Linked DNA regions of Mus musculus: region 1 is linked to region 2. Evidence: chromatin loops called from intact Hi-C (ENCODE). Cell type or tissue: left cerebral cortex. All regions are shown on one strand. Links, peaks and the distances in the headings refer to the core of each region. The heading gives the core; the rest is flanking DNA. Region 1 has its middle 26 kb from the start of Gm30931. Region 2 overlaps Gm39168 (a long non-coding RNA gene).

Region 1 (16,330 bases), core at 6,380-11,379, 67 kb after region 2:
TAGCTAGACTCACTAAAGGGCACAGGGACAAAATCCTAATTAACAAAATCAGAAATGAAAAGGGAGACATAACAACAGATCCTGAAGAAATCCAAAACACCATCAGATCCTTCTACAAAAGGCTATACTCAACAAAACTGGAAAACCTGGACGAAATGGACAAATTTCTGGACAGATACCAGGTACCAAAGTTGAATCAGGATCAAGTTGATCATCTAAACAGTCCCATATCACCTAAAGAAATAGAAGCAGTTATTAATAGTCTCCCAACCAAAAAAAGCCCAGGACCAGATGGGTTTAGTGCAGAGTTCTATCAGACCTTCAAAGAAGATCTAATTCCAGTTCTGCACAAACTATTTCACAAAATAGAAGTAGAAGGTACTCTACCCAACTCATTTTATGAAGCCACTATTACTCTGATACCTAAACCACAGAAAGACCCAACAAAGATAGAGAACTTCAGACCAATTTCTCTTATGAATATCGATGCAAAAATCCTCAATAAGATTCTCGCTAACCGAATCCAAGAACACATTAAGGCAATCATCCATCCTGACCAAGTAGGTTTTATTCCAGGGATGCAGGGATGGTTTAATATACGAAAACCCATCAATGTAATCCATTATATAAACAAACTCAAAGACAAAAACCACATGATCATCTCGTTAGATGCAGAAAAAGCATTTGACAAGATCCAACACCCATTCATGATAAAAGTGTTGGAAAGATCAGGAATTCAAGGCCCATACCTAAACATGATAAAAGCAATCTACAGCAAACCAGTAGCCAACATCAAAGTAAATGGAGAGAAGCTGGAAGCAATCCCACTAAAATCAGGGACTAGACAAGGCTGCCCACTTTCTCCCTACCTTTTCAACATAGTACTTGAAGTATTAGCCAGAGCAATTCGACAACAAAAGGAGATCAAGGGGATACAAATTGGAAAAGAGGAAGTCAAAATATCACTTTTTGCAGATGATATGATAGTATATATAAGTGACCCTAAAAATTCTACCAGAGAACTCCTAAACCTGATAAATAGCTTCGGTGAAGTAGCTGGATATAAAATAAACTCAAACAAGTCAATGGCCTTTCTCTATACAAAGAATAAACAGGCTGAGAAAGAAATTAGGGAAACAACACCCTTCTCAATAGTCACAAATAATATAAAATATCTTGGCGTGACTCTAACTAAGGAAGTGAAAGATCTGTATGATAAAAACTTCAAATCTCTGAAGAAAGAAATTAAGGAAGATCTCAGAAGATGGAAAGATCTCCCATGCTCATGGATTGGCAGGATCAACATTGTAAAAATGGCTATCTTGCCAAAAGCAATCTACAGATTCAATGCAATCCCCATCAAAATTCCAACTCAATTCTTCAACGAATTGGAAGGAGCAATTTGCAAATTTGTCTGGAATAACAAAAAACCTAGGATAGCAAAAACTCTTCTCAAGGATAAAAGAACCTCTGGTGGAATCACCATGCCTGACCTAGAGCTGTACTACAGAGCAATTGTGATAAAAACTGCATGGTACTGGTATAGAAACAGACAAGTAGACCAATGGAATAGAATTGAAGACCCAGAAATGAACCCACACACCTATGGTCACTTGATCTTCAACAAGGGAGCTAAAACCATCCAGTGGAAGAAAGACAGCATTTTCAACAATTGGTGCTGGCACAACTGGTTGTTATCGTGTAGAAGAATGCGAATCGATCCATACTTATCTCCTTGTACTAAGGTCAAATCTAAGTGGATCAAGGAACTTCACATAAAACCAGAGACACTGAAACTTATAGAGGAGAAAGTGGGGAAAAGCCTTGAAGATATGGGCACAGGAGAAAAATTCCTGAACAGAACAGCAATGGCTTGTGCTGTAAGATCGAGAATTGACAAATGGGACCTAATGAAACTCCAAAGTTTCTGCAAGGCAAAAGACACCGTCAATAAGACAAAAAGACCACCAACAGATTGGGAAAGGATCTTTACCTATCCTAAATCAGATAGGGGACTAATATCCAACATATATAAAGAACTCAAGAAGGTGGACTCAAGAAAATCAAATAACCCCATTAAAAAATGGGGCTCAGAACTGAACAAAGAATTCTCACCTCAGGAATACCGAATGGCAGAGAAGCACCTGAAAAAATGTTCAACATCCTTAATCATCAGGGAAATGCAAATCAAAACAACCCTGAGATTCCACCTCACACCAGTCAGAATGGCTAAGATCAAAAATTCAGGTGACAGCAGATGCTGGCGTGGATGTGGAGAAAGAGGAACACTCCTCCATTGTTGGTGGGAGTGCAGGCTTGTACAACCACTCTGGAAATCAGTCTGGCGGTTCCTCAGAAAATTGGACATAGTACTACCGGAGGATCCAGCAATACCTCTCCTGGGCATATATCCAGAAGATGCCCCAACTGGTAAGAAGGACACATGCTCCACTATGTTCATAGCAGCCTTATTTATAATAGCCAGAAGCTGGAAAGAACCCAGATGCCCCTCAACAGAGGAATGGATACAGAAAATGTGGTACATCTACACAATGGAGTACTACTCAGCTATTAAAAAGAATGAATTTATGAAATTCCTAGACAAATGGATGGACCTGGAGGGCATCATCCTGAGTGAGGTAACACATTCACAAAGAAACTCACACAATATGTACTCACTGATAAGTGGATATTAGCCCCAAACCTAGGATACCCAAGATATAAGATATAATTTGCTAAACACATGAAACTCGAGAAGAATGAAGAATGAAGTGTGGACACTATGCCCCTCCTTAGATTTGGGAACAAAACACCCATGGAAGGAGTTACAGAGACAAAGTTTGGAGCTGAGATGAAAGGATGGACCATGTAGAGACTGCCATATCCAGGGATCCACCCCATAATCAGCATCCAAACGCTGACACCATTGCATACACTAGCAAGATTTTATTGAAAGGACCCAGATGTAGCTGTCTCTTGTGAGACTATGCCGGGGCCTAGCAAACACAGAAGTGGATGCTCACAGTCAGCTAATGGATGGATCATAGGGCTCCCAATGGAGGAGCTAGAGAAAGTAGCCAAGGAGCTAAAGGGATCTGCAACCCTATAGGTGGAACAACATTATGAACTAAGCAGTACCCCGGAGCTCTTGACTCTAGCTGCATATATATCAAAAGATGGCCTAGTCGGCCATCACTGGAAAGAGAGGCCCACTGGACTTGCAAACTTTATATGCCCCAGTTCAGGGGAACACCAGGGCCAAAAAGGGGGAGTGGGTGGGCAGGGGATTGGGGGTGGGTGGATATGGGGGACTTTTGGTATAGCATTGGAAATGTAAATGAGCTAAATACCTAATAAAAAATGGAAAAAAAAAAAAGAAAATGCAAAACAAAAAAAAACAAACAAAAAAAAATAAGTCAGTGACATTTGCAACCTAGGAAACAACTTAGCCATCCTAAGTGCATCGCCTTTCAAATGCTTGTGGAGATAGCAACGAGGGCACACAAGGAAGGCTCCCTGACAAGCTGCAGGTGAGACGAGCCAGTGGCAGAGAATATTCAGTGCAGTCCCAGAGAGTCACATAGATAAGAGCAGCTGTTCTCCACGTGCCTAACATCGTGATTAGCAGTTCTGGGTTTGGTAGGAGTAATGACTAATCGTGGGACCACAAACATGCCCAGGTGTGCCCTGGTACCTCCCATGAACCCTCTCCCACCTGCATGTTTGTGCAGAAGTGCACTCAGGCCAGCAGCTATAGAGAAAAACAGATTTCTGGACTGTGCTGGAACTGGTGGGACGGGTGTGTAATCTCAGCTCCCTGAGAAGCTGCAAGAGTAGGATCAGGAGTTCAAGACCAGGCTGGGAAACTTGAGACTCCCCTCCCTCAAAAACAAGAAGTCCAAACAGGACTGAGGATGTGGCTTAGTGGTAGTAATCCTGTCTGACTTGCTGGAGGCTCTGGGTTCAGTCCTCTGAGTGTGTGTGTGTGTGTGTGTGTGTGTGTGTGTGTGTGTGAGAGAGAGAGAGAGAGAGAGAGAGAGAGAGAGAGAGAGAGAGAGAACGCCAAGGGTAGGATGAGATAAAGAAGGAAGGAGGGCACAGAAAAGAAAAAAGGAAGGGAGGGAGGTGTTCTGAAAAACTTTATGTCAATTTGACACAAGAGAGGAGAGAGCCTCAATTGAGAAAATGCCTCCCTAAGATCTGCCTAGAGACAAGCCTGTATGGCATTTTCTTAATTAGCAATCAATAGGGGAGGGCCCATCCCATTGCACCATCCCTGGGCTGATGGTCCTGGGTCAAAAAACAAAACAAAACAAAAACAAACAAACAAACAAACAAAACAAAACAAAATCACCATGCTGAGCAAGCCATAGAGAGCAAGCCAGTTAGCAGTACCCCTCCATGGCTTCTGTATCCACTTCTGCCTCCAGGCTCCTGCCCTGTGTGAGTTCCTGTTCTGACTTCCTTAGATGATGAACAGCAATGTGGAGGCGTGAGCCAAATAAACTCTTTCCTCACCAACTTGCTTTTGGGCCATGGGGTTTCATCATAGCACTCGTCGTTCCAACTAAGGCAGAGGCAAAGCGTCTTTCTCCTGTTTCAAGGAGGTGTGGGTCTAGTTCCAGTTAGGTGGCTGTGAAGACCAGTGCCTGGCACCGAGACGACAGAGAAGTTTCTAGACCCAGTTCAGCTAACACCACCCAATGGTTCTAGGAAAACTGCAGAGCCACCCTGGCTTGTTTTTCTCATGAGGATTTGTTCTTTCCTTCAAAACAACTGTGACAAACGTTACCTGGAGATCACAGGTACATTAACAGAGCACACGCTCACATCTCCCAGAAAGAGACACGCAGAGTTGAGATTGTTGGCTTGTTTCATTATATTTTTTAAATAATGTTTATTTATTGAACTTGAAGTGTTTCATAATCTTGCCTTTCTCCCGACCGATATTGAAATCTCGCCTGTATCATTAACGTCTGCATGCTTCCCCTTGCTGACATATACCGGCATGTGACGGTGTAATGTAGGCTGCGATGGCTAAAACTTTCTCTGTGAAATCCCTGGTAAGGGTGAGGGTAACCGCAGCAGAAGTCCTGTGCAAAAAGCGATCCCCCCCCCCTGCAGCAGGGCCTCCTCACACTTGCGTCATGGCTCACTCCACAAGGCCTGATTTCCCAGCTTGGGTTATGGGTCTGTTCATGGGAGCTGGGTGGGCTCAGCAGTGGACACACAACAGAAGGCGATGACTTTGCATCTCCTGATTGGCAGGGAGTGGGAGGGGCTCCATGACTGACAATTGAAGGAGCCACTCTTGTGCAGGCATCTTCAGCTGCAGAGATCATGGTTGCAAAGGCTGTGCGGTGCACAGAGGATGGCATTTCCAAGCTCATCAGTCTCCCTGTCTCACATTCTCTCTGCATCTTGTATGACCCCCCAGGCTTAAATGGGGTTGTTCCATCCTTTTTATAAATGTAACACTGCTATAGGAAGGGTGGTGACAAACTAATACATATTTTTTTCTTCTCTTTATTTTGCCCAAACCGTAAGTAAACCTATTCTTCAAACCCACACTTCTGTGTCCCTGTTCCCTTCTGTTTTGCTTTGCTGTTTTGTTTTGTCAAGTAGAGAGCAAAGGGCCCCAGGTGCAGGTTCTGGGCTTAATGATTCTCTAATCTCTAGGTAAAAGGTCTCAGACAAGGTCAGTAGGACAAAATTCAGCTTGCAAGAAAACAGATTTTAACTCGATTAGTGTTGTGCTTTAAACTTGAGTTAGCTCACAGTGAACTTTCAGATTATTGAGGGAAAGGCCATCCAGTGACCTGACCCGACTCGGGATCCATCCCATGGGAGGGTTCCAAACCCTGACACTGTTCCTGATGCCACGTTGTGCTTGCAGACAGGAGCCTGGCATGGCTGTCCTCTGAGAGGCTCTACCAGCATCTGATGGACACAGATGCAGATACGTACAGTCAAGCATTGGGCTGAGGTCAGCGAAGAGTTAGGGGAAGGATTGAAGGAGCTGAAGGGAGTGGCAACCTCATAGGAAGACCAACAGTGTCAACCTACCTGGAGCTCCCAGAGACTGAGCCACCCACCAAGGAGCAGACGTGGGCAGGTCTGCGGCCTCTGGCACATATATAGCAGAGGACTGCCTTACTGGCCTCAGTGGGCGAGGATGTGCCTATAGAGACTTGATGCCCCAGGGAAGGGGGATGCAAGGTGGGAGAGGGTTAGGTGTGTGTGTGTGTCTGTGTGTGTGTGGGGGGGGGCACCCATTCTGTGGCAAAGGGGAGTGGGATTGTGTAAAGAACTCTTGGAAAGGGGGCAGTAAGGGCGACAGCATTTGGAATGTAAATAAATAAAACAATTTTAAAAAAGCAAACGGAAAGGAAAAAAAATCCCAAAGATCCCACCTCATTGCCACCTTGCATCAGTTGGGTGAGGTAAAAGAGTGGGTTCTTTTAGGCAAGTCCTAAGGACTAAGGCCTGATTCTTATTGCAGTCTTGTCGCTGAGAAGAAGCACGAACGTGTGGCACTGGGGTCACCTCCTAATGGCCCTAGATTGTTCAGCCTCTAGGAGCTGTGGACCCAGGAGACTTGCCGTGTCTGAGACTTGGCTTGCTGTGTCCCCAGGTGTACCTGAAATTGCTGATTGTGGGTCTCCTGCTGCCATCCTCAAGGCCTGGAACAGCCTGCAAGCCGCAATGTAATTTCTTCATTCCTCTCCCATGACCGCCACCGAGTCCTCATCTCACCCGTCCTCATCTCTGACGGCTTACCTCACTAGTCCTTTATCTGTTTCCTTTCTAACCAATCTGTTCTGCTGGGGTCCACATTAACCTTTTGTCTCTTACCTATATGCTTCCCAATGGCTGGGGCATCCTAAAGACTGGGCTCAGAGCTGCTCAGAAAGGACCTTCGCCCACCAACTTCTGAATCCTGCTCTGGCCTCCATCTCCTGCCTCAGAGGACACCGAGATCCTCTTGTCTGTGCAAACAGCCTGTTCAGCAAGGCAGATTTTGTACTTTCCTTCTACCTGGAACATAGGCCTCAGGAGTCTCAGACCTTTGAGCATCAAAGATCAACACTCAGAGAGAGAGAGAGAGAGAGAGAGAGAGAGAGAGAAGGCAAGCTGGCTTAGCAGGAAGGAAAGGCCCTTACTGCCAAGCCCGTGGCCCGAGGTCAGTCCTTGGGGCACAGTTCTTCCTCCAGTCATGGCAGAAGAAGAGAACTTGCTCCTAAGAGTTGTCCTCTGACCTCCACATGCCTCCATAAATAATTACACAGGTAATTAAAAATGAATACTAATGTGGGAAGTGTCCACTTTATTGGGCAAAATATGACATACTATGAATGGTCTACCATGTATTCTGACCTTGATTTCATAAGAGAAAGAAGAAACAGTAATATTCCCAAAGCATAAAACCTCACCCCATTTCCAAAGCCCTTTACAGTGGATAAACTTAGCTGCTTAAGTGGTTTCTGTGGTGCCTGCTTCCCCTGCCCCCTTTTTCTCAATCCAGTGAACACATAATCACCTCATTTCTTCTGGGCTTACCTATTTACCCACTCATCTCTTATTTCTTTCCAGAAAGTTCTAACCATCCTTGAGGATCAAGCTTAAATGCGACGTCTTGGGTTGGGGGTGGGGGGCAGTCTTTAGGGCCGGGGACAGGTGGACCCTGATGTCCTTGTCACATGAACTAAATGTTTGCATGCTGGCATCAATTGCATTGGTGGCTTGTTCCTGTGACTTGTCCATAGGTTCACTGGCCGGCAGTCCAGTTTGGCAGAACAGAGAGCATGTGTCCATGTGGCTTCAGGCCACAGGTTGATGTTGGCTGTGGGACCTGACAATACAATAACTGTATTCTGGAGTTCCTAGAAGCTGCCTGCTACCACGTACCCTGCCTGTGATTGTTATGTCAGGTACACAGTGAGGAAGGGCCGGCCTGGACAGTGAATGATGAAGTTCTGGGAAGACAACATGCCTCTCTCTGTGTTCATCCTTCACTTGCAAATTCTGGGCACCGTTGGATGCCTTCCCTATACTCAGCCTGCTCCTGTGTGGTTTGAGAACGGCTGCCTGAACCCTGCCTACCTCGCAGTGGTATGAGGCTCCAAAGGAGCTGAGCACACCCGCCAAATTTTAAGTTTCTGTCTCCTTGACATCTCCTCGGGGCCTGACAGCTTATTGGAAATTTTATAGAATGTTCCCAGAAGCCAGTCTGCCCTCTAGGTGCTTAGGTTAAGTAGATCATTTCTTGTTTTTCTCTCTATTTTTTTTGAGGGGGGTGGTGTTTGTGGGGATGGGCAAGAAGTGAGTAACTGGAGATTAAACCCAAGTGAGAAGTTGCTCCGTGAGATTGGCCTGCAGGGATGTCTGCAGGGTATTTTCTTGATTGCTGTGATGTGGATGGGCCCAGGTCACGTGGACAGTGCATTGCGCTGGGGAGGTAGCTGAGCAAGTCAGGGGAGGACAAGCCACCATGGACAAGCCAGTAACCAGTCCCCATGGCTCCTGCTGCTGTTCCTCCTGCCTTGACTGCTTTGGATGATAGCCTGGAACCTGAAAGCCAAATAAACTCTTCATTCTCCCAAACCGTCAGCAACATATCAGAGCAGTAGAAAGGCAAATGAAGACAAGGAGACAGGAGGCTAGCCATGAGTTCAAAGTCAACTTGTACTACATTATAAAGGAGACCCTGTCTCAAAAATGTTTTTCTTTACCCTTGTGTGTGTTCAAACCTGCCTAAGAGAAGGACACCTTTTCACATTCCCAAAGAAATGGCTTAATAAACATAAACACACACACACACACACACACACACACACACACACACACACAGTGTCTTTGGTTAAGTTAATGAAAACAACACTTGACCAGCAATTGGGGGGGGGGGCGGGGAGAGAGAGAGAGAGAGATCTTTCTTTCCTTATGACAGGATTCGATCTTTCCTGTATCTTCCAGCAGCTAACACTTGGTTTGGGTGTTTGGTTTAGTTTGTTTGCATGGGCGAAGGGGACAGGTGCATGAAGGACATTCTGTGTCAGTAGCAACCTTAGCAGGGATCATTATGAGCCAGCGTCTCTGAAGTGGAGTCTGGGGATGGTGGAGAAAGCAGCCTGGCTGGGCCTTTGCCAAGCTGGCGGCCATCCGGAGGCCCTGAATCCCTGGAGGATCTCAAAGTCCCATGAGTCACGGCTCACAGGATCCACCCACTCACCAAGGGCCTTGAGGTGCCTGTCAGTTCCTGGGTCCCTCCATCACTTCTTTGGGGTGTTCTCAGCTTGTGCAGCAACCCCAACCCACACCACTTACAGGTTCCTTGCCCTAGCGACTTAGGCTCTAGAGCAGTTCATCTTGATTTTTGTTTTTATTTTTAAACTTTAAGCATTTACTTCTTTTTCTTAGTTCTTTTTTAATTAATTAATTAATTTTATACTTTGGCGTATACTACCACTGCTCTCTTCAGACACACCAGAAGAGGTCATCAGACCCCATTACAGATGGTTGTGAGCCACCATGTGGTTGTTGGGAACTGAACTCAGCACCTCTAGAAGAGTAGTCGGTGCTCTTAACTCCTGAGTCATCTCTCCAGCCCAAAGCATGTATTTCTTATTATTTGGTGTATGTCTGCACATGTACACATGTTTGTCACATGTGGGAGGAGGTCACAGGACAACCTTCAGGATTCGGTTGTCTCCTTACACCATATAGTTAGGTCAAGAGGATTGGCTTTTATTGTCAGGTTTGTCAGGAAGTGCCTTTGTGAACTAAGCCATCTGACCAGCCCAGAGCAACGTTTCTCACTTATTTCCAGGTACTCCCCATCTAGAAGGGACAAGTCTCATCAGCCACAGGCTCCACAGGCTAAGCCTCCATAAGTATGCATCATTTAACCTTCTTCCTCCCTTGCCTGGGTCACGTCAGGCTTTCGGGGATCTTGAGCTGAATCTCTGCATCTGCAGGAACTTTAAGCTCATCGGCTTACGTTCTTTCTGCATCAGAATTTAAGCTTCGGACCGGACTTAGGTTCCTGCCAGTGTTGTCTTAGCAAGGCAGAACTCTGGTTAGAAAGCTGTTCAGGTGTCTTTACTCCCTGGCTTTGTATCCTCATTGCATCGTGTCTCAGGGTTAGCTTTGATCCAGGCAAACCCTTATTGGGATACAGCTGGCTGTGATGTGATCACTATAACCCCAGCACTCAAGGGGTGAACGCAGGACTCGGAGTATGTGCTTATACACTCTACACAGTGAATTCCATGCCAGCCCGGGGTTATTTAGTAAGAACTTGTCTCAAAAACAGAAAAGAAAGATTTTTTTTAAAAAAAGTTTTGTCAGAGGGTAGAATGGGAGGGAGATAACAACTGGATTGTAAAAAAAAAAAAGATAATTAAAAAAAAAGTTTTATTGCAAAAGCTTCGACAGAACGTGATAAAAAATGGTTACTTCCCCCTTTACCTCCTTTTTTTGGTTGGTTGGTTGTTTCAAGACACAGTTTCTCTGTGTAAGTGCCCTGGCTGTCCTGGTACTTGTTTATAGACTACGCTAGCCTTGAATTATCAGAGTTCCACCTGCTTCTGCCATCTGAATGCTGGTGTTAAAAGCATGGGCCACCAGACTCAGCCCTTCTTTTGAGAGGGAATCAGGAGCTGCGGGTGTCACTTGGTTGCTAGTGAGCTTGCCTAGCCTTAGGGTTCCATCCCCAGTACAGCATCTTCAGACAACTAACTCTGAACAGTGTTGCTGCGAATCTGATGGACAAACGATTGCTATTTTATTTTATCTTCACCCAAACACCTCTAGTGGGGCCACATACACACACACACACACCCAACACTGCCACATGGAGGAACTAAGGTTCTAACGTCTAAACTTTGTGTGGGGACACTCAGATCTTAGGAGGCACCTATTAATAGCTACATCAGGAAAACACTGTATAGGACCGTATAAGCAAATTAGGATATATTCAGTATACGGAATATGGGCTGATGAGGTAGCTATCCCTGATTAGAGAGTACATCCCTATGTAGGGCAACAAAATACAGACCACATCAAACACACACCCTTTCCAGGCTCTGGTGTGTGGTATTTGAAAGAAAGTCTACCCTTGATCATCCCTTAATAGAGCAGTTGGCTCGACTCTCCTGTTACTCTTCAACCTAGAAACAACACAGAAGTTAATCTCACTGAGGTTCTTGGTAAAAATCACAGCCCATTCATATATGCTCTTAACAATTATGTTCTTAAAGATCTCTCAGTCAGATGAGCAAAACTCTTAGAATATATGCTGAACACAGAAAAGCAGACCATAAAACACATGATCTATATAACTTATACACTCTCTATAACTTATATATATACATATAACTCACATGTAATATAATTTATTTATATATATAATATATATGTGTATATATTATATATATATACCTATATATATGAATTATATATATTCCTCTGAGAGATGAGGTGGTGAGTAATTTTATCCTCTTTTCTAAAATTTTCTTTGAGTTTAGTTATTTAATTCTTAATTTAAAAGTACTTTTCTTAAACCAAATTCTCTTTAGAAAGATTTATTTATTTTTCTTTTATGCGTATGAGTGTTTGGCCTGCAATGTGTGTATGTGTGCTACTTTTTGTGCTTGGTGCCCGAGGAAGTCAAAAGGAGGCATAGGCTTTTCTGAAACTAGAGTTAAGGCTGACTATGGGACACCATGTGGGTACTGGAAACCAAATCCAGGTCCTCACATGAGCAACAAGTGCTCTTAGCCACTGAGCCATCTCTCCATACCTGTTGAAAGGTCTGTAAAGAAAAGAAAGACATAAGGAAAGCAGAAGAAGGTGGCAGGAAGGGAAAACAGCATACAAGGTGCTGCAAGTTACCAAGGCTGTGTGGAAAACACAGCTGGGAGTTTCCTAGAGTGAAGAGTTACTGCATGGCTGACTTTGCAAAGAGCTCTTCTTTGAACTCTTGCTTGGGGCTCCTAATTGTTTGGAAGCGCTGCCAACAGGTTACTGAAAGTTAATCCACGAGTTGGACAACTGGGCAGGTGAGATGGCTCAGCTCGTAAAAGCACCTACTGCGCAAGACTGAGGCCCTGACTCTGATCCCCGAACCCATGTACCATGACACACACACACACACACAGACACACACATACACACTCATACTCATGCATGCACATGCACACACATTTGTACACACACAAATATAAAATAAAACTATGCTTCAAAAAAGAGTCTAACAACTGCTACATGTAGACCATCTCCTGTGATGACCATGGTGGATAGAGACATCTGGGAATGTCTGAAGTGAACGCTAGGAGCAGTGGGAATTCTTTTCCTTACTGTGGACAACTAACGCAGGGGAAGAAGATTCTGGCTCACAGTTGCAGCACTTTCAAGTCAACAGTGCTGGCCTGTGTAACTTAGAGCATCCTGGGAGATTGGTTCAGAGTTGCTTACCTCGAAAAGATGGAAGTACAGCAAGACAGGAAGGGGTCTACCTTCAGGGATCCAATGTACCTTTCAAAGGCACTTCCTGGGGCCTACTTCCTCCAACCGGGCTTCACCTACTAATAGTCCATTCAGCTATGGATCCATCAAGGAAGAAATCTATTAATGAAGTTAGGTCTTCGTGGTCCAATCACCTCTCAATAGCGCCAACAGCTGGGGATGAAGCCTCAACCAACAACCTTTGGAGCTGCTTTTTAAAAAGTCCAAACCAGAACAAATTAGAATAATGTCCAGAGGACAACAAAGGCAGGTCTGGTATTGAAAAGATTTTGCTCAATTTTAACTCTAAAGGGAGAGTCTTTGGTCTTGACCTAAAGTGTTGGTAAGGCTCTTCGGTCTGGTACTCAATACTACCCCACAACCCAAGGCTAATGATATTTCCAACCCTCACCTCACTTTTCTACACGAACCTCTCATTTCAGGAGCAACTGTGCACTCAGGTTCGCTGTCCCTTAGCCTTTACGCAGATCTTTCCTTTTACCAAGAATGATCTTCAGGAGAGGTCCCTAGGGGCCCGAGCCACTAGAAAAGAATGTTAGAGCACTCAAGGTTTTCTCTTAAAACATTTCTTATAATTTTATATGCATGGGGGTTCCTCCTGTGCATAGTCTGTGCATCACATGCATGCCTTGGTGTAGGTGAAGGCCATGATAGGGGGTCAGATGCCCTAGAACTGAAGTTACAGATTGTAGTGAGCAGGTATGTGGGTGCTGAGACTAGAACCCTGGTCCTCTGGAAGAGCAGACAGTGCTCTTAACTGCTGAGCCATCTCTCCAGCCTTAGCAGTTTTCTTTTTACTGAGGAGCACCAGATTGGTTTATTTTCAATATCCTGTCACTCTTTGATGTTTTGTTTGTGTCTATGCCTCCGGGGATCAAACAGCATGCTCTTCCTACTGCTGCGCTGACATCCCTGTCCCCTTTGCATCCAGAACACCGCCTCCTCCTTTGAAGTTAGGTATGGCTGATATGACTAAGTTCTAGCTGAGAGAACCATGTGAAATTTTCCACTGTTGCAACAGAGGCAGCAGCTTACTCTGGGAAAATCACAGTAGCCTAGGAAACTGACTGGTGGGGATGGAAGCTAAATGGTTGACAACCTGGGACCCGACTCGCCACCTGCCTGGCAGGGACTACCCATCCTTCAGGAGCCAACATACACAGTTTGGACTTTGTGTATTTTAGAGTGAACTCACGTTGACTAATACACATTAGGGCGAGAGCTTATTATAACACATATTGGCTGCTATTGTTTCTATATTTTTTGGCTGTTCAGCCAAGACTTGTAAGGCTTGGGTCTGGAAACCTGACCAAAGGGATGAGGGGATGAAGAAAGACACACAGACACAGAGACAGAAAAGCCGTGATTAGGTGGGCTGTGTTTAGTCTGATACAATGGCACCAACAATTTAAAGACTCAGAACCCCAGTGTGTTCACTATGTACAGCACAAGGGTAGGGGTGGGGATGGCAGAAATGTTCATCACTTTCTGTAGGTCTCTGCAGATCTCTGTAGACCAGCAGTCTGTAAATACCCAGGAAGAGGAAGTACCAGTTCCTAGTTTTGGGTTTGGGGTGTTTTTTTTTTCCTCACACTGATCAGTCATTTGTAAACACTCAAAGTGGAAGTGTCTTACCTCTCCCATGGGTCTGAAGAATTAGGGTTCTTGACTTCACTGTCCCCATGTCAACAATACACATTCACTCAGGACTTTATCCACTCTCTACACATTCACTCAAGGTTCCTTTAGCTCCCACAGTCTTCTCTGCTTTGATTAGATGCAACTTCCCCATGGACATATCCATTTCAAAAGCATCTTCCCCCAGACGGATTTCCAGCATAGAGACATGCATAAGCAAGCCTTTGGTAAAGAAGGAGTCATGGAATACTTCTCAAATAGGATGAATCTGGGTCTGCTTTTATTATTACTGTTCTTGCTTTCATGAAGGTTATTTTCCAGGCTTCTCTAAGATGCTATGTCCTTCATATAAAATAGTGTAGTACCTGTGTATGATCTGGGAGCATCCTTCTGGACATGCCACATAACCTCAAGATTATGTATAATATAAATAATATATTATATCTAATATAACACACATACAATCTCATAGTGCATTACATGCTATTGTAAACAATCATTGCATACTATTATTCAGAGAATAAGGACAAGAAAATACCTGTATATTTGGTAGATGTACAATTTTTTCCAAATATCTACTTGGTCGTATCTGTGGAACTCCCTCAATATGGGAGTCATTGAAAAATTATTTTTGCAGTGCTAGGATCAAACTCAAGGTTTTGCCCACACTAGCAAGCACTTGTCCACTGAGCTACATCTCCAGCTCTCCTCAGTTTCTTTTTTTTTTTTAAGATTTATTTATTTTATTTATGTAAGTACACTGTCGTTGTCTTCAGACACACCAGAAGAGGGCATCAGATCTCATTGTACATGGTTGTGAGCCACCATGTGGTTGCTGGGAATTGAACCCAGTGCTGGAAGAACAATCAGTGCTCTTAACTGTTGAGCCATTTCTCCAGCCCCTCTCATCAGGTTTTAATAATGAATGTTTTTAAGTTAGCATATAAAATAGTAGGTTCATAATGGCATTTCATACATGTGTATCATAGTACTTTGTTCATGTCCACCTCCTCTTACCTTCTCTTGTCCCCCCTCCTTAACCCAATTGTCCCCATAACCTTACACCTGCTTTCATGTCTATGGTACACATCTAGATACTGCATATGAGGGAAAGTATGTGATATCCTTCTTGCAATTGGTAAGTTTTGCTGTTAAAGAAGTTGAGATCTAATGTAGTCTTAGTGAGTAGCAATCTAAGGAAAATTTACAATGGATGTGTCTGAAATACTCTTAGAATTTCACTGAGAGATATTTGCCACTGCAATCCTGGGATGCCATGAAAATAAATATAGGACAGGGAAATAGGTTAGGAAGAGGCTCAATGTTTCCTGATCCAGCTCTACCACCTCTACTGTGTCCTTCAACTGCAGTTCCCAAGGGCACACTGTGGACCAGCAGTTAAATAGCATTCAACTGTACATCTGTATGCTTGCCCCCACTCAAGGGCTAAGGTGATAATGTGATCAAAATCTATGTTTTGATTTGTTTTAACTAAATGTAGAGCACAAAATGGATAGTGCACTTCCATGGGAGGAAGAAAGATCACAGGAAAACTCCTTTAGTAAGTATAAATATGAGATGGAAAAATAAACACATTTTTAACGTGATTTGGTAGAAGAAATATTTTCTTTACCAGGACACTAGAAAACCTGCCAAGAGTTATCAAACAAGGAAGTCCAAGGTTCCATTGCAGGATCTCAATAAATATTTGTTGATTTACTGGTCGGTGTGCTAATTCAAGCAGAGAAGGAATTCTGTCTCTGTTTTAAAGTCAGATATTCTAAGTGCTCATTCAGAACAAAAATATGCTTTGTCTTCCACTAAGCAACCCCACTATCCCCTTATCCAAACATACCCGGGAAAGGATCTGATGTAGCCCTTGGCAAACAACTATGGAACTTTCATACCAGGCTCCTTTCTTTTAGGCAAATATTGTCAGTTACTTTTAGCTATTGACAATACCATAGAATCTATGCATCAAGCTCAACATAGTAGGATTAAATCCCAGATCCCCCAGGAATTTCACACACAAAAAAAATCTTTACCCTTGCAGAGTGCCTCTGTTCCCCACCCCTGGCTTCTTAGAATAAACCTCAAAGGATGACTGTAGCCAAGCTTTCAAGGCAGAAAGACTCTGAGATCCTTTCAAACGTGCAGCAATCAGAAC
Region 2 (16,330 bases), core at 7,331-12,330:
TGAATTGTGGAAATCAACAAGGCATGGGTTAAGTTGAAGACAAATGGAAGAAAGATGCAGGGTCTGTGACTTTGTGATTAAATCCACATAGCCTGTCTCACTACACTGTCATCTAACACACAGCACCTAACTGTCAAATGGGTGACAGCACCTTACTTTCAACACCAGGAAGACCAGAGGACCAGAGGACCAGGAAGTTATTTTCCCCTGCAATCTCAACAGTACATCTTGCATCCTCATGGACTTCTTAGAGGCCAGGGTATCTGATGACATTGTCTCTGGCTTAGCTGCTCATTATTTGTAGTTAGAATATTGGTTAATATTTAACTAAGATGCTTGGACAAAAGTTCAAGTTCTATGATACCATTGCTGTATGCAACTCTGTTCTGTGGTGGTCCAAAGTGTTAGAGAGCAGGGTCTGGCATCCACAGTAGCCTTGGTGGTCCAACCTGAGGCACAGGTTAAGTTGCCCAAGTACTAGCTATGTCAACCATATTAATGAAATTTGATCAAGGGGTTCCAGAATATATGAGAAAACACACCCTTGAGATTTTGCAATGTTTCATAAGAACAAGTGTATCGGGTTTCCAGGCAGCCCTTGCTTGCTTGACTTGACTCAACATTGGCTAAGTTGTGCTATTGCCAAAGAGAGAAGTCACTGGGAGCCATACAGGTAGATGTGGCCTCACGGGCACTCTCTGCTTCCCACAATGAATACACATTTTCTGTGGACTCCGCAGGAGCAGCAGATGTCCTTATCCCTGAGAACAGGACTTGGCTTCCCTAGATCCTTCCAAATAAGTGGTACCGGAAGACAATGCTCCAAAGAAAGCTCTGGGCAATTCCCAACAGTATTGAATGATCAGCCTGCAAGGGAGTCGGTCATGCCCTGCAGTGCACTCACCTATCTCGGTGGCCCAGCCTTTTCCTAGTCAACAGGGATGGTCTCATCATAGAAATATTCATTCTCCATTGTTTCTTTAAGAGATTGCTGTAAATTTAAAGCCAGTAATAGCTTCAAATGACACAGATTTAGAATTTTAAATCATTTGCAGTGATGTCAAGGTGTCTGCAGAGTTGCAGTTTTGCGGAGGTTTCATAGGAGGTTGGTTTTTGATTTTTTGTTTGTTTGTTTTAGACATTTATATTCTTGGAGTAACCCTTGTACCTTTTTCTCCAAAGTACATCTCTGTCATCATCACCACCACCACCACGATCACCCCCATCACCACGACCGCCACCATCGCCACCACAATCATCACTACTTGTGATCACACTAGGCCCACTTAAATAATTGAGAATACCCTCCTATCCATTGCAAACCCCTTAATCCCAGCTACAAAGTCCATGTGACATAGAAAGTAAAAGTCTGAAGTTCTGGAGACTAGTGCCATACAGACCTTTGGGGGACAGTAAGCCTGCCACATGGGCATGATGTCACTGATCCCAGGAACACAGAAAACCTGAAAAGACCTGGTGAGGAGAGCAATGTTTTGTCTGGGGACTTGTAGGGATCACTCACCTGTGCTAGGTGAGAATTTATCTTACAGAGGTATTGCTCCGGGACACCCCGCAACATACACACTTTTGATGTCTATATATTCATCAACTATAGTTCTTCCCAGTGTGTTACTTGTTTGTAGTAAGATTTCCCAAAAGGGCTGATCTGACTTGAAAGCCATTACTGGCCCCAATGCCATGTATAGGGGGAAAACGTCAGAATGTTGGCTCCTATTCCACTCAGTCCTTCTGGGCCCAGCTCCATGGTTCTAACATTGGTGTGCTCGTCTGAGCTTTTCATTGCCCAACAATATAAGAGCAACTCTGTAGCAGGCATAATTATAAACCAAAACCACATTATAGCATGCACACTTCCATTCTTTCGGGAAAGCCATGGTGCAGGAGAGCGTGAGAAAGGCTCTGAACACACACACTTGGATAATTCTCATGGCACTTGAGGAGCTGTTTTAATATCACAGAAGGGCTGAAGGGATGGCTCAGTGGTTCAGAGCATGAATTGCTCTTCTAGAGTTTGGCTCCCAGAACCTAAAGCACATGCCTCTCAACTGCCTGTACTTCCAGTTTCCAGAGGAAATCTGCTGTCTCTGGCTTTTGAGGGCATCTGCTCTCATGTGTACACACACACACACACACACACACACACACACACACACACACACACACACGCACGCACAGGATTATAAAAATGAAATAAATCTTTAAAAAGTCACAGAACAGTCCCACTTAAAGATTAAAGGAATATTGATGATCAAACCAGGAAATGTTCATTTCGGTGCTCACTCAGGAATGGTGTTCCGCTCCATTATCCTTAGGATCGTTTACTACCAAAGCAGCCTGGGAGAAGAACACATGATGTCTCCCCTCCACCTCTGTCCTCTGCCTCTTCCAGTCTTCGTTCATCCTGGTCAAGTTTAGCTAAGATTCCAAGTCCCAAAATCCCCGAGTTAAGCCTGGTAGATGGATCCCTCACACCGTAGGCTCGCTCCCTGCATCTCCCCTTTAAAATTCACATTACCTCCATAAGCAGCTCTTCTGGGAGGGTGGGCCTTGGGGAGAATGAGGATGGCAGACCTGCTTGAGAAAGGTCATGATTGGGTTGAGAAGAAGCCATCTTTTCACAAGCTGGAGAAAAGTAGAGCATCTCTCAGGCACTGGGGTCACTGAGACAGGGCTGGACTCCTCCACCCCTCTCCATCTGTGCGAATGGCTATGAAGGTGTGTATCACAATGAGAAAGTGGGAGGCAGAGATTGTTGAGGCTCTGAACCAAGACTTCACCTCTCAGCCTGGCATAATGAGAAAGCGGTATGTTCAAATGAGCCATCCAAAGGCCTGCCCGATCCCAGGTGAGGCGGGGAGGTGTGTCCCCTGGTGGCACCATGGGACTTTGGGAAGAGTCACAGGCAGGGTTCAACATAAGATTGAGGTCCAATTTGTGGGCCTGGAACCTTTCTGGTTAACTCACATGATTGCACTAGAGACTGTTGACAGTATCTATTTCTCCATGGGAGTTGATCTTGAAGAGACCTAGCCAAGAGTGGAGTTGAAGGCAAATACTTTTTAAGTGCATCATAACTAGTGTGCACTCAAGCACGTGCCATATACTGTTCTAAGCCTAGAGCCACTTTAGTGAATGAGACAGACAAAAACCCACTGGCCTCACCCAGCTGAGTATTAGAGAGAAGATGGATAACTTAGAATGTTGGTGGGTGATGAGTGTTAAGGTCAAAATAGCCAAACAAATGGAACAAGGAGTGGGGTTGTATCCTGGATAGGATGGTAAGGTGGGCCTCTAAGAAAGAGGAAATGAGGCAGGTTCATTCTGGTAGCAGGGAATTCATAACAGAGTAGCAGCCTGGCAGAGATACCAGGTAAGACAACGTCCACAACGACTGGAGAAGAACAAGTTTTTTAACAGCATGATGGGAAGAAGGAAGAGGACGGGAGTTAGAGAAATGAGGTGTTAGTATGTAGAATCTTGTAAAAAAAATTCAACGGTGTACTCATTTTATATATTAAATTAAAAATATTGGAACATTTTCAATGAAAAAAAAAAGTTGGTCCAAACTGTTGAAGGACTGGTGCTGAGAAGCGTCTCCACCTCTCCCTGGGGACCTAGGTCCCAACTCTCTTCTGTTCTCTAAGGATTACTGAAGGTCTGTTTATGAGTAACACACACTATTCCGGTTGTAACACTTTTAGGTTGCCTCCTTTGACTTGTAAACAAGTAAAAACCAGCCCACCATTGAGTGTGTTGGGTTATGAGGTCATGAGAGTTTTACTCATCCGCATAACTTCTCTCAGTAGACTCTTATGACTTTGCCAATCTAACCATGAACTCCAGAGCCAGTGAACGTTGGCCTCTTGTTCTGGAATATGGGTAAGTGTGGACTTGGTAACCTATAAAGACACTTTCCGTTTATAAATCGTATCTTCCCTCTCCAAGGAATAACATCCAGCTTCCTAATGTTATCTGAGCAGGGGTCAAATGAGCAATTATCCATGCTTTCTGCCTTCGTGTAAGGCATGAATAATTCATAGGAGATCTAGCAAAATGGGAACAGTATGTCCTTTGGCTGAGTCCCATGAACTCCGGGTGACTAGTATGCAAACAGAAAGGTTTCCGAAGACAGATTCTAGTTTTCTGCCCTCTCCCTTCTACCAGCCTCCAGGAACTCTGTCTAGCATTGAAGCATATAGTATACTGTGTGTTTACCCAGATTAGAGTCTAAGGCCGTGGAGATTCAGATGGGTCAATGACTTTCCCAAAGTAATGTAAGACAGCGATAGCAGACCATTCTCTAAATTCTGGGCGAGGTTCCCCTTCTCCTTCTCCTCGCTTTTATTTTGGTAAATATTCTGCCTCATAAGGAAAGAGATGGCTGAAAATATTTGGTAGGGGATGACAGAGAACTCATAAAGTAAAAGGTTTGTTGCTTTTCACATAATCATTTTTGAAATTATAATTATAATACTTTCCCACTTCCCTCTCTTCCCTCCTATCGCTCCTACACATCCATCCTGTTTTCTCTGGGGTTCATGACCTCTTTATCTTCCATCGTTGTTACATAAATATGTATATATTTCCAAATACATAGATACAACCTGCTCAGTCCATACGATGTTACCTCTCTGTATATGACCCCAGGTAAGACGGCTTGGTATGAGGTAACCAGCTGGGGCTTCTTCCCTGAGGATGACATTTCTCCCTCTCTCAGAGTTCCCCAGCTACCATGGCTCTGTCTAGGGTTAAGGCTCTGAGATTGCTAACCATCGATGTCATCGCGGTTCATGTCTTATTTAAGCACAGGTGTGACATTCTAGCCTCTCTGACATTCCTAGGAGACACCATCTTACGACAAACTGTCTGGTCCTCTGGCTGGGGCTGGGTACCACAAGATCTCTTGTTCTCTGCATTTTGATGAGTCATGGTTTTCTGTCATGGTCTCATCTGTTGCAAAGAGAACTTGCTTTAGTGAGGGGTGAGAACTATCGAATCCCTCCATGTCCAGAAGGATAAATATTCAGAATGTAGTTAGGGACTGGGATAGTTTAGAAAAGGGGAGACTGTAAGTTCTCTAATATTCATGACTTCACTAGCCCTTGGAAGCTGACAAGGTTTCCAGAACCAGGCATCAATCCCCTCCCATGGGTTGGCCAGTTAGAGAGGTCTTGGTGAGCGTGAGTGGAGTGTGCCATGCTGGCCACTGCTCGGCTTTGTAGGCATCATAGCCATGTAAGACATTGGTTGTTTCGCTCTCTTGGAAGCTGGCATAGAGCCTTCTGGTACCACGAAAGCTAGAACTCAGGAAGGAGGCTTTAGGGTCAGGGCTAGCTCAGGGCCTCTGGGTCCTAGGTCGGAAGTATATGGTGTCTTCAACAATAGAGACTTAACCTTCCGCTTCTAGGAGACAACCAAGGGCAGCAGCAATGACCTATAATGTTTGGGGAATCTTTTGGACAATCCTGACCAACAACTCAGAAGGAGGATTTATCTTGAGGATGCAAAGCTGACTCAACAAAGCTGACTCAACAAAGCTGACTCAACAAAGCTGACTCAACAAAGCTGACTCAACAAAAACCAACTCGTGGGATAAACCACACCAACGGTCTATGAAAAAAAAAACATTCACAGGCTCATCTCAAAAGATGCAGAAATAATCTTTGACAAAATCTAATATCGCTTTATGATAAAGGTTCTAGAGAGACTAGAGGTAGCTAGAACATATGTCAGCAAAATAAAGCTATCCATGACTAGTCCACAGCCAATACCATCGTAAATGGAGAAAAACTTGAAGCAATCTTAGTAAAATCAGTAAAGAGATAGAGCAGTCCATTATCCCAATTAGTTTTCAATGTTGTGCTTGAAGCAGTAGCTGGGACAGTAAAACAGGAATAAAAATTAAAGGGATATAGACAGTGAAAGGAGAACTGGAACTATCCCTGTATGCAGGTGATATGATGCTATACATTAGAGATCCCCCAAATTCTACCAAAACACTTATAGAAATGATCAACACTTTCAACAGTGGGACAGAATGCACAATTAATATTCACAAATTCATAGCTTTTCCTTTTTTTGTTTTTTGTTTTTTTGAGACAGGGTTTCTCTGTTTAGCCCTGGCTGTCCTGGAACTCACTTTGTAGACCAAGCTGGCTTCAAACTCAGAAATCTGCCTGCTTCCCGAGTGCTGGAATTAAAGGCGTGCGCCACCACACCCAGCATTTTTGTTTGTTTTTCAAGACAGGGTTTCTCTGTATAGCTTTTCCATAGCCCATCAACAAACATACAAAGAGTTTACGAACACACTCCCATCCGCAATAGCCTCGAAGAAAAGAAAATATCTTGTAATAACCTAAAGGAGATGAAAGACTTCACAATGAAGAATTCCAATCTCTACAGAAAGCAATAGAGAAAAACACTAGAAAATAGTGATATCCCATGCGCATGGATTGGTAGAATTAATGTTGTAAAAATAAGTATTTTACTCCAAACTATTTACAGATTTGATGCTATCACAATCAAAATCCCCATCTCTTTCTTTTCAAAAAAAAAAAAAAACCCAACTATCTCAAAATTCATATGGAATCATAAAGGACTCCAGATAGCCAAAATAATCCTGGGCAAAAAGAACACTGCTGAAGGGATTATCACTCCAGACCTCAAGATACATTATAGCTATAGTAATAAAAACAATATGGTACTGGCATAAAAACATACATGTAGATTAATGGAACAAAATCAAAGACCCAAACACGAGTACATGTGTCTTAGAGTTTTACTGCTGTGAACAGACACCATGACCAAAGCAGCTCTTCTAAGGGCAACATTTAATTTGGGCTGGCTTACAATTTCAGAGGTTCAGTCCATTCTCATCAAGGCAGGAACATGGCAGCATCCAGGCAGGCATGGTGCAGGAGGAGCTGAGAGTTCTACATCTTCATCTGAAGGCTGCTAGGAGAAGACTGGCTTCCAGGCAGCTAGAATGAGGGTCTTAAAGCCCAAGTCCACAGTGACACACCTATTCCAACAAGGCCACACCTCCAAAGAGCGCCACTCCCTGGACTAGGCGTGCTCAAACCACCACAGCATATAACTATAGCCACCTAATACCCAACAAAAATGCCAGAACTATACACTTGAGAAAAGACAGCATTTTCAACAAATGATGTTGGGACAACTGGATATACACATGTAGGAGAATAAAATTAGACCCACACTACCTTGCACAACAACTCAGTACCTCCTCAGAGATGGGAGACCTAAATGTGAAATCTATGCCACTGAAACCGCTAGAGGAAAACACAGGCAATACCTACATAATATAGGCATAGGAAAGGACTTTCTGGATAGGACTCCATTTTCCTGGGAATTGTGGTCAATGATTGACAAGTGAGACTTCACAAAACTAAAAGGCTTCTGCATAGTTAAAAAAAAAAGTCACTCAAGTGAAGAGGAAAGTAACAGAATGGGAGAGAATCTTTCTGGATGGATGAAGGTCCAAATACGTAAAGAATTAAAAACGGGAAGAGTAATATAAAAATGACCCTTTCAAAAGTGGGCTTGGGACTTCAACAGAGTGTTTTCGAGAGAAGAAATAACAATAGTTAATAAATGCCTCCAAAGAATGACCATTGGTCCTCACAATTAGAGAAATTAGATCAACAAAATAGCCGGCAACAGATGCTGGAGAGGATGTGGGGAAAGGAGACTCCACAACACTGTTGGTGTGGCAACTAGAGAAAGCAGGGTGGTTTCCAAAAAACTTAAATACAAATCTACCGTATGACCCAGCTTTACCAGTCCTTGGCATCTGTCCAAAAGACTCAACATGGCACTCCTCTGAGCCTTGCTCGGCCATGTTCTCGGATTCTGAATTCAAAATAGCTAGGAAACAGAAACAAGCTAGAAGCCCAATAACTGGCAAATGAACAACGAAATGTAGCATACATACACACTGTGAGACTCAATAGATGAATATCTTACTATTTGCAGCCTAGTAATATCTAAAAGTTGAAAAAGTTTCAGTACCCTGGACAAGCAATGTAATCAATACGTGTGTATAGATGCTTGAACAATATTGTAAGATCAAGAATCCCCGAGATGGCCAGGCAGTGCTGGTGCATGCTTTCAATCCCAGCACACGGGAGGCAGAGGCAGGTGGCTCTCTCTCTCTCTGTGGGTGCCAGGCCAGCCTGGTCTACAGAGCTAGCCCGGCTCTGTAGCCAACGCTACACAAATAACCCGAAGAAACCCTGTCTTGAAAAACAAAAACAAGATGAAAAGGAATCAACACGACCAAGGTCTCTATCAGGTGTTCTAGAAAGTCTATCAGAATGAACTCTGTCAGCTGTGGTGAGAAGAAAAACAGAATCATGAACTTGGCATGATGGTTTGGATGAGAATGGCTCGTGGGCTCACAGATTTGAGTGACTGGTCACCAGGGAGTGGCACTCTTTGAAAGGATTAGGAGGTGTGGCCTTGTTGGAGGAGGCGTGTCACTTTGAGGTTTCAAAAAGGCCATTCATTACAAGCCCAGCATCTCTCCCTTCCTGGTGCCTGTGGATCCAGATGCAGAACTTGTCACTCCTCTAGCACCATGTCTGCCTGCATGCTGCCATGCTTCCCGTCATCATGTCAATGGACTAAATCTCTTTACTGTAAGCCAGCTCTAATTAAATGCTTTCTTTTTTATAAGAGTTGCTGGGGTTATGGTGTCTCTTCACCGTAGTAGAACACTAAGACCGAGGGGAAACTAACAGTGAGGATGTCTGAAATGTCATACAGAGACGTGATCTATGTACCTAAAATTATAAAAAAAAATACATAAAAGTCTGTGTCTCCATTGTTTACACAGTGTTCCCTCCAATAGCCATAACCGAACAAAAATCTCAGAGCCAATGATCGAGAAGCCTGGGAATCGTTTGTGGGATGGCAGAGAACTTTGAAAGTATGAGGCTTTGTTTGTTTGAGGCAGAAGTCTCTTTCTAGTAGCCCTGGCTGGCTGCCCACTGTCCTGGAACTCATAAATGTAGACCAGGCTGGCCTTGAACTCACAGAGATCTGCCTGCCTCTGCCTCTGGAGTGTTGAAATTAAAGGCAGGCACTACCACAGCCTGCAGAAAGTAAGAGTCTGGATGATCACTATGAGATCGAGACCGAGGCGCCCTATGTTCCTCAGACTCTCCATCCTCTTGCTTCAGTTTCCTGAGCGCACAAGTGTGCACTGCCATCCTTGTCTTACTATTGAATCTCTTTGTTTGCCTGGGGGTGGGGTGGGAGTTACTCTGGCTACAGCAAGCTTGTGCAAGACAGAGGACAGCTCACAGGAGTGGTGCCTTCCTTTATGCAGACTGGAGAATTGAACCTGTGTCTTGGCAGCAGTACATTTGCCTGCATAGCCACCATAGTCATCCTTTTTGCTTTTAGTATAAGTACTTCTAGATCCAGGGCATTAGAAATGGCAGTAGAAGATTGATTCTCTAAAAATGGCAGCAGGATAAAAATAAGAGGCATTTCATCTTATAGCCTGCAAATTTTTTTTAAAAGAAAAGATCTTAGGTCATTTACTCTGGTCACTTATCAATTTTTGTCACTAGGTGTCCCCTTGGTTAGTAAATCAGAGGCAGCCCAGCCAAGTGCCTGGAAGTAGTCAGCAGCTAACACGATGCCTTTCTGCCAGGTGTGTGTGTGTGTGTGTGTGTGTGTGTGTGTGTGTGTGTGTGTGTGTGTAAGAGAAAGAGAGAGAGAGTGTGTGTGTGCGCATGTGTGCACCTGTGTGTATGGGTGTGTAAGTGTGCATGTGTATGGGTATGAGTGTGTGTGTATGGGTGTGTGAGTGTCTGTGTGTGTGTACCTGTGTGTGTTTGTGTATATGTGTGTATGTGTGTGTGAGTATGTGTCTTGTGTGTACCTGTGTGCTTGTGTATGTGTGTGTATGTGTACCTGTGTGTGAATGTGTGTGTATATGTGAGTGTGTCTCTGTGTGAATGTGTATGTCTGTGTGTGTGAGTGTGTGTGTACCTGTGTGAGTTTGTGTATGTGTGAGTATATGTACCTGTGTGTGTGTATGTGTGAGTGTATGTGTGTGCCTGTGTGTGTTTGTGTATGTGTGTACATGTGTGTGTGTAAGTGTGTGTGTGAGTATGTGTGTCTCTGTGTGTATGTATGTGTGTGTGTGTATGTGTCTCTCTGTGTATGTATGTGTGAGTGTGTGTACCTGTGTGTATGAGAGTGTGTGTATGCATGTCTGTGTATATGTGTGTAGCTGTGAGTATTTGTGTATGTGTGTGTGAGTGTATGCCTGTATATGAGCGTGTCTATGTGTATTGGTGGGGGAAGGGTGCTGGAGGAGGAATTCTGGCACACACTGCCTTTTAACCCAGGCTTTCTAGCTGGGGACTGACTGTAATTTAGAATGAAGAGATTACATGCAAAAGGCACATTGTCAAAATCCAATTTCCACTCCAAGAGATGAATATGGCCCAGAATAGATCCAGAACGTGATTAAACTGCAGAATGGGCCTCTGAAGGGAGGCTGGGTTGGCTCAGGTCCAGCGAGGAACAGTCTAAGCCTCTCTCTGGGCCTACCGGTCCTTTTCAGGCCAATCTGAGAAACTGGACTGCCTGGTGTCATTTCAGGTGAGTTCTTATCTTAACAAACCAAAGTCGATTTTATGACAGAGTGCCAGGATTCAGACAACCTACTACTGGCCCACATTATTCTCTATCCTATGGCTCAATCACCAGGCCCTGGAGTATTCTCTCTGTAGATGGCCTTTAGGGGTATTTAGAAGGTGATTGGCATCAGAAGAACAAGTCCAAGATGGGAAGGCACTGCAGCTGATCAGTCAGAGTGCTGCTGGCAAATGCCAACAAGTGCTTGATGTTTCTTTCTTGAATCTCCCTCACCCCGCCCCCATCCCAGCCACCTTAGAATTCGAGCAGAACTTCCAGGGATGCATGAGCAGAAACAGAGTCCTTCACCCCTAAAAGACAAGTTCTAGAGTCCCGGAGAAATTGTGTTAACGGTGTGCAAGGCAGGAAGTATGAGTGTACCCGTGATCAAAGCCTGACTTAGCTCCGTGTAGCTACCGCTGGGAGCTGGCCAGCAGGTGGGAAAAGGGAGGTGATATTGCTAGCTTTGTTTGTGCAGCTGGAAACTCTCAAGTCCCATCTTGTAAAACCTTTAAACACACTGGTCTTAAGGTGACCTTGGAGCAAGGTGGGAGGTTGGGAGTGATGGAGATTGCAGGTGTGGAAGTGTGTTAGTAGATGTCAGCAGTTAAGTTTGATGAGTGGATGGAAATTTCGCATAGCATCAGGTGTCCATATCTGAGTGGTGTTTCTGATCCAGCACCTTTTCAGGGACGGTGGCTGGACATGAAATCAAGCAAGGAGAAAGGGTGGCTCCAAGTTTCCCAGCACCGGTACCCCTGAGAGAGCTTGCAGGCCCATGTGGAACCAGGAGAAGTGGAATCCAGGCAGGGCATCCAGATTGTGGTAGAAATGTGGAGATGTGCTCAGCTGGAGCCTGGGCCTGATGGGAGGCTGGGAAGTCGTTGAAGATCTCCTGATAGTTGGACACAGCCAGATCACTCCAGCTCCAGGAATTACTTAAAAGTCTCACCTGCCCAGCACGTCTTTCTGCCTCTGTGAAAGATGGAATGAGACCCAGCGAGTGTTCTGAGTGACTTGATCCAAAAGCTGCATGTGGTTGACCAGATGGATGTCCCTCTCGACTTCAGGTTTCCACTCAACTAAAGCACAAATGGTTTATCTTTAAGGAACCATGTATTTTCCACTTCTGTGGCAGAGGACAAAATGTGAATAATTTCTAGCGTCCCTCTGTGCAGCATGATTGCTGGCACCTTCCAAAGCCCTGAGGACTAGGGACCCTCCCTCAGGTGCAACTAAGGCATGAACCCTACAAACCCTCTTAGTTAAAGAAGAAGAGCAAACAAATATTCATGAACTCCTCCACTCTTCGGCTGGAAATGTAGCTCAGTTGGGTTCTTGCCTAGCAGACATGAATCCCTAGGCACCACGTAAGACAGACATGGTGGAGACTACCTGCAATCCCATGGCTCAGCAGATAGAGGTAGCTTTCCTTCTCTTCACTGATACTTAAAGCTAACACTCACCACTGGTCTCCTATAAGTGGCAAGTAAACACTGTCAAAATCTTCTATTCTCTAATCACCTATTGTGTAACTAAGCTGAAGGTGGTTTATTTTATTGGCAAAAATAAAAATTGAATGCAAAATGATTTTAAGAGTATAACAAGAATCATCAAAAGTGTGTGCACTTGACATCTTAAGAGGTGACTTTTGGGGCTAATCCTTGTTTGCTTCGGAGCTATACTGGGCCACTACGGGGGGCGGGGTGAGCAGACACTAGACTCGCAAAATAACTGTCTGAGGGACAAGAATCAGAAACTTCACACAAAGAGATCACCACGGGGTCTAAGCCATGGTCTCTTTCATCTCTCACTTTTCTCTGACCCAGTGAGACACAGAAGGGGCCTTGGGCTGCCGTCCTGCGTGCAAGGACCTCATGTTCTTCCCAGACAAAGGAGCAAAAAGTACCTTTTGTGGTGACCTTCCCCTGTTTCTGGATTATACTTCTTCCTGTTGCTTCCTCTGACATTCACCTAAGATGTGCCATCTCTGGGGTTGCTGACAATATCTGGTCATTTTTGGAGACTGTGTCCTGGTAAAACTAACATTCTACCCCATCAGAGAAAGTTCCCTCAATGGGGAAAAGGCTGCTCTCCACATCGCCCTTGGTCACACCTACTTACCTCCCGGTTACAGGTGTAACTCATTTTTTCCCCCTGGGGATGTAGGATGGCTGTTCACTGTGATGCCTGTCTTTCTCAGGGTTATTAGGGAAGTTCACAATAGTGGGTAAAGGGCTGGATTCTTCTGAGTATTTTTCAGTATTGCTATTTAGGGAAGATCCCAGTCTTCATCCAGAAACCATGAAACATTTGAGTGTAAACCACCAGTCAATTTGCTAGTTATATGTCACCAGCCTTGAAGTATTCCTCAGTGTGCTGGTATGAGTGAGAATAGCCCCCATAGGCTCATATATTTGAATGCCTTGTTACCAGGGAGTAGTACTATTTGAAAGGATTAGAAGGATTAGGAGGTATGACCTTAATGGAGTAGGTGCAGCCTTATTGGAGGAAGTGTGTCACTGGGGGATGGGGGTGGGGAGCTGTGTGATTTCAAAAGCCCACACCTGGCCCAAGTTCTCCCTGTCTCTCTCTGTCTCTCTCTGTCTCTATCTCTGTCTCTCTCTGACACACTTTGCACTCCCCTCTCCCCTTATGCCTAATTCTTACCAGTGATGTCATTTCCAGCTGTTTAGATTCAGGACTTTGTGGTTGGTTTTCTTTTCCCACATGACTGGAAGTAGAGAACTTTAGCAAACAAGAGGAACGAAGTTAGCCCTGCGTCACCTTTTGAAGAGTGTTATGCAAGAGAGCAACTTCCCTTACAAAGGTGAGACTAATCCTCTGTTCAACGAAGTCACTGAGTGTTCTGGATTCAACCTCGGTGCAAGCACCCCTGATGACCCTGACTAATAGGATAAAACCTTCTCTGTTCACACATGACAGAGGAAGCATCCTTAGCACAGTGGGCACAATGTTCCGAGTGTGATGGCCAGAATTCAGTTAGTTATCTTGAAATTGATCCAATGTGGGATCAAATGAGAAAAAAAGAGGACCGGTTTCATCCTGTTTGTATTGTCATGAGGAAGATGTTTGAGTTCCTTAATTCTCTCATGCTCGGAGCCAAGAGCGAGCTTAAAAATCACCCGCAGAACACACAGGAAGTGGATTCTGAAGGCACCTTTCTGTGTTAATCCCTTCGAAGGCCTAGATAAGAGGGATTTCTTCTGACTCAGATACTGGTATTGCATATATCTGTCAAAAAAAATTGATCTTGGAAAAAAGCATTGGAGCACACATGTGCTTGACGCCCCACTGAGAGAGCAAGGTCTTAAAACGTACTTTGCTCACTAAGCAAGAAGAGGTTGATGAACCCGGGAACCAGGCCTGATAGAGTTGCCCTTGTGGCCTTCCTGGCAGCTATTCCGTGGTGACGCTAACAAGTCTGTCAAATACACGAACAAACATCTGGTGATGTAGGCACATGGTAGGAATATTCTTCAGTCTTTAAAAGAAAACAGTCAGAAATGGGAAGCCAAAATAAACCTTTTCTATCCTGAACATGGATGCACCTTGGAGACCATGTGCCAAACAACAGAAGGCCGGCACAAAAGGACAGCTGGGCACTTCCTTGAGGTTCCTAGACAAACCCATTCACTAAGATGGAAGGCCGAACGGAAGTTGGAGGGGGGCGGGGGGAGGGGGATGCTCCTGCACAACAGGGTTTACTTAGGGGGGACAAAAGTGCTCTGGAGATGGAGAGCAGTGGCTGCCATACAATGCGCCTGTGCTTCATGCCTCTCAACTATAAACTTGAGATGGTTAAAATGATAAATTGTACTGCTTTTATCAGACTTCCCAATTTTTTTAAAAAATTTTTTTTCTCAGTTTTTCTTAAATGGAGGAAAGTGATATGGTAAGTTAGAGGAAATGTTTGACGCATTTTAGGGACACTGAGGTAGAAGAATGACACCCTGGGTGGAGGGTTGCAATTTCTTGATGCTGCTGTGTGCATTGCTAATGTCCTGCAAAGGCCATGGTTGGAGGCTTTGTCCTTGGGGCTAAGGCAGCATTGAGAGATTAATGAGGCAGTTTGGAAGAAGGACATAGAAAAAGGAATCCTGGGGTCTAAGGTGTTCCCTGAAAGAACACAGGTCCTTGCCTCTTCTTTTTCCTCTCTGTAGTCACTTATCTTGAGGTAAGCCAGCTGGCTCTGTCATACTTCCTAGTATGATCTTATTCCTCCCTACAGGCCCAGGCACACAAAGCCCACTGCTGCTGGCCTGAAGCTGCTGCATCTGTAAGCCACGTTCAGCCTTTCTTCCTTGGAAGTTGATTGCTTCAGACATTTTTATCCCAGCAATAGAAAGCTAATCAACACAGATAAAAAGAAATAACTTCAGCAGCAGGAACGATGCTCTCAGCTCTGGCCACTGCCCCCTGATCTCAATGGCAATAAAGAGTAAAATGCAAAAGTGAGGCATTGTGGGCGAGAACTCAAAGAAGGGCGTTGTCGGAGTCTGAGAGCTCACGACAGGGATCTCAGGAGAAAAGCCAGTCTGTCTAGATCTTAATAGATGGGTGGTGACTTCAGCTTAGAAAGTAGGTGGAGAGAGGCTGGGGATGCAGTTTAGTTGATAGAGCATTTGCTTAGCATGCATGGAGCCCCTGGTTCCAGCTACAGAGCCACATAACTGGATATGTGGCACTTCTGTAAACCCAGCACTTGGGGGGCAGGAGAATCTGAAGCTTGGGAGATGATGCAGTGGCTAACGCACATTTGATACGAGCCTGACAGCTGGAGTTTGAACCTCCAGAACCCACTTAAAAAGCTAAGCAGCCATGGTTGCTGCCTGTCATCTTGAGGCCCAGACAAGAGATCGCCAGGGCTATCAAGCTAGCTCAGTTAGCTGGAATTAGTAACTCTGGGTTCAGTGGGAGACCTTAAAATAGAGAGAGATTAATCCTTCAACAAGTTTGGGCCTCCACACACGTGTGCACACATGTGCACACATAGTCACATGAGTGCCCACACACATGTGAATAAACATGCACACAGAGACAACATCCCTAACCTCCAGATATGAAAAAAAAAAATTCAAGCTCATCCTTGATGACATAGATAGTTCAAAGGTCATGGGGGAGGGCATAGGTTCTGTTCCAAATAAAGACGTGAAAGAAAGAAAAGGAAAGAGAAAGAGAAGAGGAGCGAAGGAAAGGGAACAGGTGGGGAGGAAGGTAGTGTTCTGCATGGTGGGACATGGCTTGCTGGGCCTTGAGTGGGGAGTTGAAAGACCAATTTGAACAGAGGAGAAGACTCCAGGGCAGAAGGAGGTCAGGTTGGGTCAGATAAATAGAGAGACTAAACAATTTCTCCATTGTTTAAGTAACATTTGAATTTTAAAATAGCTTCAGATCCCCTAGCCATTGCAAAGGTGACACAGAATACACAGACAGCCCCTACCTAGTCCCAGTTCTTGGCAACTGATGAGTCAGCCCTGACAGATGGCAATTAACTGGGCTGTAATTATCCAGATTTCACCCGTTTTCCTTGAATATCGTTTCACTTCTTTCAGGATTTCATCCGAGCTTGCATCCATCCAGTATTTCAGAGGGAGTGTCAAGTTCCCAT

What was found. Hi-C counts contacts between places; a loop is a spot of excess contacts. Peaks named below come from ENCODE experiments on the same cell type or tissue, not always from the same donor. Only the 100,000 strongest peaks of a DNase experiment are listed, where the experiment ranks them.
Region 1: a loop joins it to region 2, with 2.0 times the contacts of the local background. A loop is called at or near these places in 3 of 42 quality-filtered maps.

What each region holds. Positions count from the first base shown.
Region 1 is chr8:46,381,466-46,397,795 of GRCm38, forward strand. No RefSeq gene overlaps it. Among named protein-coding and RNA genes, the nearest start is that of Gm30931, 26 kb to the left of the region's middle. In left cerebral cortex, for the core only: no CTCF peak of the experiment used is centred there; a DNase peak (open chromatin) is centred at 9,167.
Region 2 is chr8:46,313,394-46,329,723 of GRCm38, forward strand. It overlaps Gm39168 (a long non-coding RNA gene), which reads left to right. Exons shown (of 4, transcript XR_001778549.1): 4 at 11,389-12,336. Among named protein-coding and RNA genes, the nearest start is that of Gm39168, 20 kb to the left of the region's middle. In left cerebral cortex, for the core only: no CTCF peak of the experiment used is centred there; a DNase peak (open chromatin) is centred at 10,453.